Regions from separate parts of the Mus musculus genome. Here region 1 is linked to region 2. A link is a loop called in an ENCODE intact Hi-C map of the cell type or tissue named here. Cell type or tissue: heart. All regions are shown on one strand.

Region 1 (5,000 bases), 230 kb before region 2:
CTTATGATTGCTTTAACCAATTACTGACTGCTACTGTGCTCCTTCTGGGGGACCATCAAAGTTCAAGTGTGAATACAGAGCACCCCTCCTCCAACTGGCACAGGGCTACAGGCTCTTCAGGTGGTGAGGGGAATCTCTGCTGTCGGCGTCCTTGCCTCTGGAGTCACCTCTGTTCTCCCGTCTCTCTGGCTGTGCCTGGGGGGATGAAAACTCGTTCTCTAGAATTCAGACTCCTTTGTCAGTAAATTAGAGACAGCAACAGAGCTTTCCAGAGCTCTGCGGAGAGGAAGAAGTGCTTGGAGGAGCATAATTCATGTGCAGCATTAAAGGCAGCGAGGAGAGTATAAAAATACACTTAATAAACATTTGTTCTTATTAAAATATCTACTCATTCCCCAGTATTGTAGAGACTCCTCCCAACAATGAGTAGAGCTTTCAGGTTCTTTCCTATTAGACAAAACTTTCCAATAACCTGTTTGTCTCCAGTTTCCCTCCTCCCACTCTGCCCCTTGCATCATCCCTGTGCTGAGATTTCTGCCACTGTGGTCCCCTGTGCTTCCATGCCACTGAACCCTGAGATCCTCCTCCATCTTGTTGATCAGCTTCTGACCGTTCTTCTGCCTTGCTATAGTTTTTCTCTTTGGTCCCTGAGGTAACTACTTCCTTCCTGTAGTGGCACTCCCCAGTAGCTGCCTCAGAAATATGGGGACTTTGTTTGTCTGTTTTCTTCCCTCCTAACTGACCTCATCTGGCTTTGAGTCATTTAACACCGACTGGCACCTAGGGCTTCCACATCCAGCCTGGTCACCTCCACTGAGTGAAGCCCAGGCAGCACCTCCAGTTGGGCCTCAAAAAAGACGTCTTAGTTGGGGCAAGGAGGCAGAGGCAGGGGCAGGCAGATCTGTGTGAGTTCAAGCTAGCCTGGTCTACAAAGTGAGTTCCAAAACAGCTGAGCTACACAGCTTATCTCAAAAAGCAAAAGCAAACCAACAAATATCTCAAGCATAATGTGTTTAAAATCAAACTCCTGGCCCTTCCAACCTCCCCTCTTCTGGAATGGGAAAAGCAACCTTGGAGTAAAGACAACCATTCCGAACTCTGCTTCCCGTGTACAGCCAACCCAGCCTCAGATCTGCTGCAAGCGTCTGTTTCAGCCTCAAGTTAGAGCCAGAACCCACAGCCTTTGTCTCCTCACTGCTGCCACCGAGCCACCTTTGTCCTGTCTGACAGCCATGCCTTCTGGCTCAGCTCCCTGCTTCTTCTCATGACCCCATGACCTCTCCACCTAGAAACCAACATGACATAACTGCCTATGCATTCGAACCCCTTGGTAAGCTGTAGAAACTGCAGAGTCCAGACCACATCTCAGACCAATCAAAAGCTGGCATGGGTGTGTCTGCCTCTGAAAGTCAAATCGAATCATTCTCCTGCCTAGAAACTTTAGCTGGTTTCTTGTCTTTGAATAAAAGCCAAAGTCCTGGTACACCCCCACCCCCCTTTAGCTAGCAGTTCCCACACTTCAGCTCTGCCCCACTGGTGCATGCCTGACTCTCTCAGTCTGCACAGGACTTGATCATTTGTGTTCTATCCAGCCTCCTGGGGTCACTAATTTTCCAGGTCTGGGCACCATGGCAAGGGCCTACTTTCCTGGCACAGCCTGCCTACCACCTCTCAGAATGCATCTTCTTTTACTCTCCATGGGCTTGGTTAATGCCAGATACACTAACATTCTTCATCCTAATCAAGCTAGACACTCACATTTTCTTTTTGCTGTTCCTTCTGCCTCAAGATCCCCACCTGCCACCTCTAAAGCCACCATATCATATGAGGCTTCTCCAATAGCTTATGTAAAATCACCGCCCTCCAGCCTGTCCAGAGGCTTGGTGGTAAGAGTGCTTGCTGTTGCAAGCATAGGACCTACGTTAGGATCCTTAGCATCTACTTAGAAAACTAGGCTTGGTCTGGCTCAAACACAAAATCCCAGTGCTGAAGGAAGTGTAGACAGGCTTGCTCAGGCTTGATGGCTTGGGTTAGCTTCAGCTCCAGGTTCAGGGAAAGACTGTGCCTCAGGGGAATAGGGCAGAGAGTGACAGAATACACGGACAGGCAATCAGGCACAAACGCACGAATGCACGGCACACGAGTGAACACACACACACACATTGCTCCCCTCCTTCCCTCTGTATCCCTCACTTCCACTTTACCTTTTCCATAGATCCCATCATCCATCATGTGTTGACACATATGTGTATTTGGTTTTTCAGCCCCACCCGTTCTAAAGCATAAACTTAATGAACACAAGGACATCTGTTCTCACTGCTGTTTCCACAGCATGTCAAACCACATCTGGTCCACAGCAAATCTCAACAGCTATAAATGGACTAATGGAAACCCAGATCAGACTTACTGTAGTTCCAGGGGCAGCCAGCAGAGGCCGCTGTGGTGCCACTGATAGGACCAGGGGCACATGCTCTTAATAATCAGCCAGCTGCTCCCGTTCCTGGGTGGGAAACAGCCACCAATCAGGCCCAGCTGGGGTATGGATGCATGTTTATTATTATCTCCAAGATCTGGTTGGGGGCAGCTCCGGGAGATCAGCTGCAAGCCATATTCGGTAAGCTTTCTGCAAGGAAGGCATCAGGGTGAGGACAGTTTAACAAAGCCACAACGCATGGACAGACAACAGCTCCCGGGGAGAAAAGGGGAGGGGGAAAGAGTGAATTCGGCCAGACTCAGGAGGCCCAGTCCGGGGTTGCAATTAGAGTGAACATGTGGAGTTGACATCCAGAAACTAGATTCCCAAGAATTACGGAGAGCACAGGCAGGCACGAAGCCTGGCTCAAAGGTGCCCCCGGATGTCCTCGGCTCTTTCCCTGTGCTTTAGCCCTCACACGCACAAGCACTTTCAGACATACGCGGCTCCAGTTCTCCTTAGAAGCTCACCTACGATTGTTCTTTATGACAACATATTATACAAAAATTCTGGGCTTAAGAATTTTAAAACAAGCAGACAAACTTTCGACCCACTTTTGGATGTGTGACTCAAGATTTTACTTGAAAAATGTGGTTGGCACACCTGTGTCTCTTCATTTGGGATACTTGATAACGTTCTGTGAGCCACCCAAGTGTCCAGATAACAGGAGGTGACTTATTAGCTCTCACTTTGCACTTGAAAGCCAGAAGAGATCTTATCAGAGCCATTTTCTTGGCTTTGGAATTCAGGGGAGCCACCGGTTCATTTGCATACAATTTGCATGCCTCTTAAGCATATTAGCTAAACATTCCGGAAACCCTCACCATGGGCTCAGAAACCCACTACAAACTTAATTTCATTTAATCCACCTGAAAATCAATGAGGGGAGGCCTGTTCTACTCTCCCACTATCTCAAATGATACTCACTAGTTTTGAGTAACCTGCTGCCCAAGCCAGGCTAAGCGAGGAGTCTGAGGCCCCCTAAGAGGATGGGAGAATCCTCTGCAGAACAGGCCATAGAGGGAGCCAGAAGGGCAGTGAAAAGCCACCTGGCTTTACAACACGTTTGTCCTCTGCCAGCTGCTGATTTTCCTGCCACAAAATGATTTCAGTGTTTCCCTTGAAAGTTTGGGAGGACTGAAGCACTTAAGCCTGGTGGGACTCATTAAACAGGAGTTTGCCCTGGGCTGGAGAGATGGCTCAGAGGTTAAGAGCACTTGCTGCTCTTGCTGAGGACAGTGATTGGTTCCCAGGACCTACATTGGGCTTATTATAGCCACCCACACCCATTCCAGGGGATCTCATGCCCTCTTCTGGCCTCTGTGGACATTGCACACATGGTACACATAAGCGTACGTATAAAATAGTAAGACAAAGAGCCCTGTAGTTTATCCTGAGACCTTGTTAAAAGGTAAGAGTCCCAAAGCTCTGAGAGGCAAGCACTTTGGCCTCACCTCTCAATGTGTCCCCTCAGGCTTTACAGCCATACCACAGACCATTCTCTAAATAAAAACATCCTCGTGCTATGATTGGTCTGAGGCCTTGGATTTCCCCAGCTTGCTCGTGGTGAAGTTGGAGCCATGCTCCCCACAGCTGTGGGATCCTGAGACAGTCATTGTTTAGCCACTGTCCCCTCCTACTAGCTCACCTTTTCTACTCCCACTCTGAGATTTGAACGGAGAAATAAGGCTAGGAAAGGCTAAAAGCTGCCCTAGTCATCAAGAGAATTAAAGTGGAGAGAAGGGTGAATGAGAAAGGGGGGGGGGGGAGACTGGGGCTGCCCACTCTCCAATCAAGAGCCTCTTAGCGCTAAGCTACCCACTTGGGCACAGCAGTAGTACACAGTACAGTGACAGTGTAGATGGCTTTTGGTATGCCAGCTGCAAAATGCCTTAGTGAGCATTTAATTTCAGGAAAGCTTCATGCTTAGAAGATTGTATCAAGGGATGTCATGAGTTGTACATCAGGAGGCTCCTATTGGCCACACCAGCCTCAGCACCCTATGTCCTGACCTCCACCGCGCCCCACCCCAGCTCTGCCTGTTACCACTCTGACTCAGATGACCTTACAGTTCCTTCTAACACGACTGGAACCGTGGAAACATGACCTGAAACATGACTCAGTCAAGGCTGTGGTGGGGGCACTTGGCCCCACCAGGATTGTTTTAATCCCTGGGTAACTTTAGGCAGGGTCGACACTAAGGTACCTTCTTTAGGCAAACACTCGCGTCCTAAAGCTTCCCTCTGTCGTTTCTCTATAAGACTTCCTTTCCCAGAACCCTTTGTGTCTATGACTGGCTCCATAGTTAGTTGTGTTCACATACTCGGTCTTATGCATACAAAGCAGAGGGCAGCTTTTTGGAACCAGTCCTCTTAGACATGGTTTTCAGGGTTATCTTTAAAACTGCCTTCTTAGAGGAGTGAACCTAACTCAGAGAGAAAAGACCTTTATGTTGAATTTTGGGAATTCCAAAGTAGAGAATGCTCCTAGCACAGCTCAAATGTCTGAGGAAGACAGCCAACGTTAC
Region 2 (5,000 bases):
TCATCCAAGGCAGAATTAAGGCAGGCTGCATCCAGAGAAGGATGTGCTGGGCCCTTCTGTTTCAGACAATGACTGCTCTCCTGGCTAAGAGGAGCATGAGACCCTTTCTCAAAACCAAGAGAAAGACCTGAGACCTCAGCCCTCAAGGCTAGGGAGTAAAAGTGGCTAGCCTGGTCACTGGGCCCAGGAGGAGTGAGTGGGACTGTCCTCCACACAGAGAAAGTGCTGACAGGCACAGACACCCGGGAGGATCTCAGCCGAGATGCATCTGTGCACATAATTATGTTTAGTTTAAGAGGAAAGCAGTGAAGGGAAGTGCAAGTCCTGCTGAGAGCCAAGAAGCCCCTTGGGGGTGTCAGGGCAGGGCCTGCAGGAAGGCAGGGAGCTAGCAGAGCTCAGGGTACAAGGAGTTCTCCAGACTGAGGGAAGAGCCGTAGAGAGAGAGACAAGGATAAGAGGTGGGAGACGAGAGGAGGAAGTCAGCCATGGGGACCGCTCTCAAGCTGATGACCTTATGCAAGATGCATCTTGCGTAGTCCAATGGACTCAGTAGTCAACAGCAGGTTCAGCCTGGAAGGTTTAGCAGGTTTATTCCCATTCTGAGTCAGCCCTCCGCATCTCCATCCAGGGCAGGAATCCATGGAGAGCATCCAGCCAGGTCCTCTGTGAGTTCAGGACATCCTGAGCTCTGGGAACACCTTGGCTGCCTCAAACCTTGCAGCAGAGCAAGGTCACCCTAGTTGCATCAGGCTGGTGGCCAGGCTGGTGTGGCCAGGGATAAAGGAGCTGGAGGTCCTGGCAAAAAAAAAAAGAAAAAAAGAAAAGAAAAAGAAGGCTTTGGATTTCATTTGCCCATTGCACAGTGGAAGGACAGCAGAGCTGGGTCAGCTTTAGCTAGTGCACATGTCACAGAAGATGGTCAAAACCAGGATACACAAGTTGTCTCCACCAGCTTGGCACCACCTCTCAGAAAGGCAGAGGGTGGCCTGGCATCAAGTAGGCATACCTGCCTGGCAAAGCATGCTTACCCATCAATCCCTGGCGACGGGAGAGTGGCGGTGATGGGAGGCTGGCAGCTGATCAATATCTCCTGCTTTAAAAATAAAGTTCTTGGCTTGGCCTTGACATTAATCTAGTGTCCAGATCTTGGCTTGGCCTTGACATTAATCTAGCATCCAGAGCCCATTATCTTGAGACCAGTGTTCTGTTCCATTGACCAGCCGGGGTTTTCCTTTCCCCACCATCAGAATAGAACTGCGCTGCCCAGACAGCACCCCTGCGTTCTGAAACAACTCCCACCCTGGGAAATGGCACAAAGGACATCCTACATCTATCCTGGCAGGAGATAGAAAGACCCTCTCACCCTTTGAGAGCCCTGAATGGATTAGGATGTGAAGCCCAGCCCCTCAGTGGGGCCCCAGCAAGGGTGCTGTACAGAACTGGAGTCATCCCGTGCTAGTCTCTCAATCCACAGGAGACAGAATGTGAAAACACGGTGGATGGCGTCCCAGAAACAGCTGGGACCCTCCACACCCAAAGCCACTGTGGCCTCCATTCTGGACTGTAGTATCTGCCCAGGACCACACCCACCACGCCCCATGAGCAGAGCCAACTTTGTAAAGTTGAATGGGATTAAGATATCCTGTCTAGTCATGCCCCGACGAGAGCCCCCCCCCCCCGCCTTCCCTTCCCTCACAGCCCACTGGGTGCCAGGCCTTCGACGTCCGTGACCCAGCGTCTGTGCCTGCCCCTGTGCACACTTGGCCGTTCTCTGCACCTTGCAGTATTTTTCTGCACCATTCTGAGTTCAGGACCTGTGAAGCCCATGCAGGCTGCATGCTGGCATCTGAGGGCATGGGGACATTAGGTCACCTTTGTCCTCTCTTCTCACCCTACAGGTGTGGATGTGTGGGGGCCGCATGGAGGACATCCCCTGCTCCAGAGTGGGCCACATCTACAGGAAGTATGTGCCCTACAAGGTCCCTGCCGGAGTCAGCCTGGCCCGGGTAAGTTAGTGGCTTTCCAGGGGATTGGGGACAGCCTCTGGCAGCATGGAGGCCTCCTGGGTCCCCAGGCTGAGTGGTTGGTAGACAATTTCCAAATGAAATCCAACCAGAAGGAACTTAGGTGAAGCCCTGCCTGGCCACATGGAGACTCTGACGGCGTCCTCTGAGGCTGGGTTTGGAGCTTCGACAAATTAAACTCAATCCTTTCTGATACTTTCAGCACCAAAAAAAGACAGGAAACTGATGTGTTGGTGGAGTGAACTGGTCATTTCACAGGAGGGTTACTTGTGGTGGAGCTAGTGGAGGTACAAAGCTTGACCGGGGTAATTTAAAGAAACATGACAAGCAGACATAGTGGTGGTCTTTTATGTTGATAACCTTGGTGGGAGGCAGGAGGGGGGTGGTAAATAAATAGTTATCTTCTTCACCCTCCCCCCAAAACATGTAAAACTGTGATTGACCTGAAAACCATATCAGGGGTTGAAGTTGGCTGCTGACTTCAAGGGATAATCATTAGCAAGATTAGGGAGTATGGGGTTCGTTTACTGGGGAAATAAAATTTATTGGAAATAAATTAAATAAAGGGAACCTCAAAACTAAGGGACGCTTCTGAAAAGACACGGTGATGTTTGAGATACTAGAGAGGCCAGAGTGCAGCCACACACCCCAAAAATAACCTTGGGGGACCCTCTGGCCTGAGTTCCCAGCGGTTCCCCCTCAGAGAGCCATTTTCATTCATTTTTCTCAACTTCAAATACTGCTGAGCCGGAACATGGCCTAGAAGGCAGGGCAGCAGAGCCCTCTAGTGGTGAATGACTCTAATGACAGCCTCCAGGCCTGCTGCTCTGTGGACAGCCCCTTAACAGGGGAGCTGGGTTCCAGATAAGACATCTTCCCAGATGCCTTTGTCCCTCCCTGAGGAATTCCAAACAGGAAAACAACCAGTCTTTTCATAAGCTAGAGACTGCTACTCTTAGAGGCTACCAGGAGCGTGGGGACAGTGACCCCCGAGCAGGGCCCCACTCCCCAACTGCATCCTTTCCCAAGCCAGAGAAGACTGCAGAGCCACCACACAAGCCTGCCTTTCAGCAGGCGCCCTGCAGAGCAGGGACACAGTGAACTCCCTTCTGCCAGGGTTCTAGCCTCTGCTTCCTGGATGGAAATGAAATGCATCAAATAGCTCAAACTCCAGCTCAGCCCAGTTCAAGGCTGACAAGCGCCTGCATCTGTTGCCGTGACGCCCACACAGGGGTTGGTGGCTGCGTCCCTGTTAGCAGCTGGGGCTGGATAGGGTGCCTCCGTGTCTCAGCTGAATCCCGTTCAGGTATTCAACATCTTTGGCCATCTGTCTGTCCTCAGTCAGATGCTGTGTTTGATGTGAGCTAGCCCCCCCCCCCCGCCCCCGTGGTACATCCCACCTATTCCCTATAAGGCCAGCTATTGCCTGTATGGCTGTACACAAGGTGCTTGTACCCACCGTGGCTACAGCTCACTGCCACCCTTTCTTTAATTGCGGGTCACGTGCAACATGTTTGCTCTCCCCAGCGTTCTGGAATCAGAGACAAAGGGAGCAGGGAGTTCAAAACCAACTCAGGCTTCACAATCGAGACCCTGTCTCGGAAGACAGAAATAAGTCGGCTTACTGTTTTGGCAACAAAGTTCACAGGCTTCTAGAACACTTGCTTCCTAATGACAAGTAGGGCCCTGAGAGAGCCAGCATGCTCTCTTTGAGTGGCACATCTGCCTCTAGAATAAACAGTGCAGTCTTTTACTGCACAAGCCTGTCACTGTCACTGAAAGGCAGCCCTGCAGCAGGCGGAGGGGCCAGGCCTTGACATGCAGGCCAGCGGAGATTTCCCTGTGTTCTAGATTGTTCCTGATGTGTAGGGCACTGAGACCTCCCACTTCCACCAGGCCCAGCATTTGCGGTGGAGGCACCCAGTGAGAGGAACTCTCTTTCCAGTGGTATCGGTGGCAGCAAGGAAGCTTGGCTGTCTCTGGGGATCTACCACAGGATTCTTTCCCATGCATGGTCTCCCTGGTGTCACCGTGCCTCCCTAAGCTCCAGAGAAGGTGACTTTCTGCTTGGCTCATGAGCTAAGAACAGTTTTCACAGTTTTAAGCAATTGGAGGGGAATCTGTGACAACTTGAAAATCAAATGGCGGTTGACATCATAAAGTTTTATTGGCGCCCGGCCCTGCTCCCTCATTTACATAGGGCCCTGTCTGTTTTACAGCCCTGTGCCTTGAGACCATCTGGTCTCCAGAACGCAGATCCCCACCAGAAAACACTAAAACATTTGTCCAGCCACCTCGCCCCGCCCCGCCCCGCCATGCAGTCTGCTCCTAAAGCAGACCTTTACAGACAGGTGCGACTGGTTACACTGCAGAGGGAAACTCAGCTTAACCTCGAGATAGAAGTCGAGCCCACCCAATTACCTGGGTGTCCTGAGGGAGCGGGGAAGCGGGGAAGCGGGTCCAGGCCATTGGAAGAGGCCTGGGTTTGAAGGAAGAGGTTTCCAAGCAGGGGCTTTTGCTGGACCCCATAGACTTGTGCTCTTCGCTCTGAATGGAGTCTGCACAAGATCTCAACCCTCCTGTCTCCACATCACTTTGCCCAGGGCTACCTCCCTCTAAGGAAGGCCACATCCAGTTGCCATTGGTTGATGTTTTACAGTTGGCTGTCCTGAGGCCTCATAGTAAAACTCTCAAACCTCTAAGGATTGTTAGAGATCCCACCTTCTGGTGGGATTGGACCTTCTGAGTGCAAATTATTCTTGTCATGGAATCCCATCGGAACTGTTGTTAAAAATGACAGAAACCGGGCTGGAGAGATGGCTCAGGGGTTAAGAGCCTTGACTGCTCCTCCAGAGATCCTGAGTTCAATTCCCAGCAACCACATGGTGGCTCACAACCATCTGTAATGGGATCCAATTGCCTCTTCTGGTGTGTCTGAAGATAGCTATAGTGTATTCATATACATAAAACAAATAA

What was found. Peaks named below come from ENCODE experiments on the same cell type or tissue, not always from the same donor. Only the 100,000 strongest peaks of a DNase experiment are listed, where the experiment ranks them.
Region 1: it touches region 2 in a loop (5-fold over the local background); 39 of 42 quality-filtered maps call a loop at or near these places.

Annotation. Positions count from the first base shown.
Region 1 is chr11:57,546,665-57,551,664 of GRCm38, forward strand. No RefSeq gene overlaps it. Among named protein-coding and RNA genes, the nearest start is that of Gm51895, 9.2 kb to the right of the region's middle. In heart, CTCF peaks have their summits at 2,419 (motif pointing right) and 3,793 (motif pointing left); a DNase peak (open chromatin) is centred at 2,457; H3K4me3 peaks cover 448 bases.
Region 2 is chr11:57,775,733-57,780,732 of GRCm38, forward strand. It overlaps Galnt10 (polypeptide N-acetylgalactosaminyltransferase 10), which reads left to right. Exons shown (of 12, transcript NM_134189.2): 8 at 1,899-2,006. Among named protein-coding and RNA genes, the nearest start is that of 2010001A14Rik, 23 kb to the right of the region's middle. In heart, no CTCF peak of the experiment used is centred here; a DNase peak (open chromatin) is centred at 309; H3K27ac peaks cover 253 bases.